2 separate regions of the Homo sapiens genome follow, and region 1 is linked to region 2. A link is an interaction called in ENCODE POLR2A ChIA-PET data of the cell type or tissue named here. Cell type or tissue: PC-9. All regions are shown on one strand.

The links. Peaks named below come from ENCODE experiments on the same cell type or tissue, not always from the same donor. Only the 100,000 strongest peaks of a DNase experiment are listed, where the experiment ranks them.
Region 1: POLR2A ChIA-PET joins it to region 2 with 12 read pairs; 3 of 35 experiments call an interaction of 5 or more read pairs at or near these places.

The regions. Positions count from the first base shown.
Region 1 is chr1:56,319,756-56,322,255 of GRCh38, reverse strand. It overlaps LOC124904186 (a long non-coding RNA gene), which reads left to right. Exons shown (of 4, transcript XR_007066107.1): 1 at 1-2,500. Among named protein-coding and RNA genes, the nearest start is that of LINC01767, 94 kb to the left of the region's middle. In PC-9, no CTCF peak of the experiment used is centred here; no DNase peak of the experiment used is centred here.
Region 2 is chr1:56,574,960-56,577,459 of GRCh38, reverse strand. All of the region lies in intron 1 of PLPP3 (phospholipid phosphatase 3), which reads left to right. Among named protein-coding and RNA genes, the nearest start is that of PLPP3, 3.4 kb to the left of the region's middle. RefSeq lists an enhancer at 1-479. In PC-9, a CTCF peak has its summit at 185; a DNase peak (open chromatin) is centred at 1,369; H3K4me3 peaks cover 2,471 bases; H3K27ac peaks cover 111 bases.

The DNA of each region.
Region 1 (2,500 bases), 260 kb after region 2:
ATAAGTCTCTTTACACACTCATACACACTGTCTGTCTGTTTATCTATTATCTATCTATCCATCCATCTATCTCCTGTTGGTTTTGTTTCTCTGGAGAACCCAGACTAATATAGGTGGTAAAAAATAAAACAAACAAACAAAAAAAAAAAACTTACCCTTTTTTTTTTTTTTTTTTTGAGACAGAGTCTAGCTCTGTCACCCAGGCTGGAGGGCAGTGGCATGATCTCGGCTCACTGCAAACTCCGCCTCCCGGGTTCATGCCATTCTCCTGCCTCAGCCTCCCAGGTAGCTGGGACTACAGGCACCCGCCACCACGCCCGGCTAATTTTTTGTATTTTTAGTACAGACAGGATTTCACTGTGTTAGCCAGGATGGTCTCGATCTCCTGACCTCGTGATCCACCTGCCTCGGCCTCCCAAAGTGCTGGGATTACAGGCGTGAGCCACCGCACCCAGCAACCTACCCTTTCTTGAGCTAAAACATGACAGGTACTGGGCTAAGTGATTTATAGCCATAACCTTATTTAGTCCACATAACACTCCTCTGAGGGTGGATGTAATTTCTAGCTTATAGATGGAAACTTTGAGGCTCAGAGGAGAGACGCACCATATCCAAGGTCACACAACAAGCAAATGACTATTCAGGTTAAAACCCTGTTTCCTCTAGTTCAATACTCCATGCTATTTCTCCTCTACTCAACCACATCCTTCTGTGCATGTTTTGTTTCTCGATTAGGCAGTAAGTTATCTATGGGCAAAAATTAAGTATAATTATTATTATTTTTTTCTATTTGTTCACTTTTAATTCTTGTGCCGATCATGGTATTTGGCACATGAAGGTGAGGAGGGGGCGGTGGCCGCAGGAATTATTGTATGATCTACTTGGGTCATGGGACTTCTCTGCAGGGAAAGACTTTAGAAACCACCTAACCCTTTCCACCCCTCCCTTTGTTCTTGTTTCTAGACTGATTCCTTTCTTCTCCATGCTGTTAGTAATTAATACATGGCACGTATTCCCCAAGGAATTGCAGGACATCCTGAAGTTTGCACCAAAAGTTTGGGGAGCATACCTCCTCAGGGCACACTTCCACAAGCCCCTTTTGGCACCTTGGTTTTCCTGCCACCTGGGCCTGGAGCCAGATATGCAGTTGGGCTGGAGCAGGGAGTAGAGAGTGTGAGCTAAAGAGCACACAGAGACCCTGACAGGCTCCTGGGGCCCCCAGTGGTTGAACTCTGGTTATAAATAGAAGGAATATGAAGCAGAATGTCTTTTTAATATGCACATGGAATTCATTTATTTAATGAAGAATTTTCCTGGAACAGAGAGCTTGCCGTCAGAGCTGAGCTATTTTTGAGTAGGATGTGAAGGAAAAACTCTGGAGAATTATTTGCTGTTTGGATTTATGCTTTTAAAATGGGTTGTAATAAAAAAGCAAAACTATAGGAACAGAGTTAAGATCAGTGTTTGCCAAGGGTTGGAGGTAGGTGCAAGGGATTGACTGGAAAGAGGTGTGAAGTGACTTTCTGGGGTGATGGCAGCATTCTGTATCTACTGTGGTAGTGGTTACATGGCTGCATATGTTTGTCAAAACGTGTAGAACAGTTCACCTAAAATGTATGAATCTTACTACTATATGTAAATTATGCCTGACTTACAAACAGTGTGTCACCATGTTCTTTCTGAGGGAGAAAAAGGAGTGGGGAATGAATGCTTTCAAACATCTCCTTTGGGTGGGGTTCTTTGTAGCTTCTTTACGTTATTTATTCTATTTAATACCTGCCAAGGACTATGAGATAGAGATTATTATCCACATTTTACAGATGAAACACCTGAGGTTTTGAGAGCTTAAATTAATTGCCCAAGGTCACATATCAGCTTCTAGTGAGAAGTAGGTTTCCAAATTCCACAATGACCTCCCTCCATTACCTGATGTTCATGTAGATGGAGCTTAGAATTAAAGCCTTGAAAATAGAACTGAGTTTTTGCTCCTTGAAAAAATGCTTCAGACAGCTCCATGCTTTCTCTCCAAAATGTTCCCACATTCTATGTTCTTTGACTGTTTCTGGCTGCATCTGGGAAAGGGTCTTAATAAGGTGTTAATGGTCTTTAACAGCTTTATTTAGTGCCCTTAGATCTCCCTTTTTATCAAGCATGCTTGGCTTTGGGTATACTTTGAAATCTTAAAGGGATGGGAAGTCTTCTGTAGGACCTGGTGTCATTCCTGGATCCCATTCCCATGGCTGGCATCATTAATCAATCATGATGCTCTATGAACCCTGACTTGCCCTTGTGATGCTCCGTAACATGGTCCTCTGGGCAGTAATTACTAACAGATTTGAGTTGGCATTCAAGATATCAAAGCCTATTTTGCATACTACCTGTGTTGCTAGGCCTAACCTGGGTACATTTATAAATTGAGGGTGAAATCTTATCTTTTCACTCCTTAGACCTGGAACCCTGATAAGAGTTAATGTCTGGATCTAGAGGCAAAAGTCGAAAG
Region 2 (2,500 bases):
AGAGACAGCTGAAGGTATAATTGTGCTCTGTGGAAGGGTGGAGGGGTGGAAAGGAAGAAAAGTCACTGTAGTTCAGGTGGCACATCCCATTTCCACGTCTCTCAACATTAATTCAACATTAAGATGCTATGTAAAGGAATTGTCACTGGGGGGCCTACCTTCCTGAAGGCAGCTGGCTCATTATCATGCACAGTGGGACAGATTACTACTTAAAGTCTTGTAATCAAGCTGTTGAATTTTTAAAAGACCCTCTCTGGTCCCAGGGGAGTACAAGGAAGCACTAAACACATGGAAGCTGTTTGCTGTAAACTTGCCTGGAACTCCCTGTGTTTACTCAGTGTGTTTTGTTGGTGGCAGGGTAAGCTCTTTCTAGAGTGCCTGTGCAGGATACCCTCCTACCTCCTACTTTGTGATTAAGAAAGCAGAGCTAGAACATGCTTGACAGCCTTTGTACAATTTCCTTTCCACCCTTGTGATTTTAGAAGGCAGTCCCAAGAGATGGTGTCTTATGAAAGTGAAAAGGAAAGAGATGTAAAGGAATTTGCAAAAAGACACAACCATCAGCTGTAGTTTAGCCAGGGATGTAAAAACCCAAGCTACTCTGTTGTACATTGAAGGTGTAAAAAAGGTGTGTGTGCATGCATGCATGTGTGTGCATATGCATGTTTCAGTTCTTCATTTCCCCACTATCCCCCGTCCCCCCAAAGCTAATATTCTAACCTGTTTATTATATTTATTCACTGTTGGTCTTATGTTTGAACAAAATGATTTTGTTTATCTCCAAAAAGCAATAAGGCGTCAGGACCATGTATTCTGTTATAGAGGCACATAGCTACTTGTTTTCAGGGGTGCTTTGCCATTAAAACCATGGCAACATTTTCAAAGTGACTTATTGATCAATGTTTCCCCTGAGCACAGGCCAATTACAATATCACTAATTAAATGTCTCTCAAACACCTTTAACAGGAAAAATTCTTTGTAAGAGAAATATTTAGGTGAGATATTTATGCAGGAGAACTCTATTTGGCTTCCAAAAGAAAAATTAATAGCACAACATGTGATTTTAATATTCCGCACACCACAGTCCTAAAAAAAATTGTTTCCACTTTTTGCCTAAGACCGTCAGTATAATTTAATTTTTATATAGTTTATTGATCATATGGTCTGGATTACAGGGCACTAATATATTAAGAAGAGAGACAGTTTTCTGTTTATTCTCTCACAGGAATATATAAGAAACTTCATCTAGTATCTGGAAAAAATAAAAGCTGATGTGCTATGTCAGTGTTATGTAAGTGGAAATATGCAAGTAGTTTAACTTGTTTCACATACCTTTTTAGAACGTTAAATTCTTGGTGAAAAAGCAGAAGTCTACTCTTGTTTGAAAGCCAAGACAATCTGGTGTCAAATAACACCAGTGGGAGTTTACCTTTCATTGGACAGCTATCTTTACCGATTAATTGCTTTTAAATACAGTTATGAATCTTTGCGTGATAGTTTTCCTGAAATTGATTTTGTTTTCCTTTTAATTAAGTAATATTTATCACCTCCTGGTTTTTGTACATTGATTGTGGTGTATGGGGTTACAGGAGAGCAACAGACGATTCCCAGGTAAGAAGGGAGGAACAGTTATTGTCTTTCTAAGCTCTGTTAGTCTCTTTTTTATATAAATTCATATATGCATGCTTTAATGCAACCCCTATGAATAAATTATCTCCATTTTATAAACCAGAAACCATGTCTCAGAAAAGGGAAGGATAGACTAACACTGAAGTCGATTTGAATTGATCCCCAGTTCTCAGTTTAGCATGAGTGGAATCCTTTCCCCACCTGAAGAATCTTGAAATTCAGGTTCTTATCAGAAAATTCTGAAGCTCGGTTTGCAGAAAGTTCTGCCTCTCCCGATTTCCCAGTTACCCATTTGCACCAAAGCAGAAAAATAAAGTTGGTCCCAGTCTTCCAGTCAGTAATACGGAATTTGGGTGGTCAGCAACCGTGCTATTTAATTTGGTTGCTCCACCACGTTTTTGGATGTTTTTTGATTTCCAACTAAATGGTTGAGCTAAAATTCTAGAACTGGTTCTATATATGGGATACATAGAGTCATCATTTATTATTATTTACTTTAAATAGTGAGAGAGGGGCAGCATGGTATAGTGCAAAAAAGACACTTAGAGTCAGAAGCTTCAGGTTCCACGTTGGCCAGTGCCACTATCGAGTTGCATTGTGTGGATGAGTCGGTTTTCTGTGTGTCTCAGTTTTTTTCCACCTGCAAAATGACTGTGTGGGATTATGTCTATTATTGCCATTAAACATGCGGTGACCGATTTCTAGTAGAGGCTTGACGTTAGAGACTTGACATATGCTGAATGTCTACCCTATGCATCTACTCTGCTGAGCTCTTCATTATATATTAGCTCTGTGAATCATCACAAACTAGAGACAGTCATTATAGTCTTGTACTGCCACTGCACTGTACAGCTTTGGAAAAATTCATTTA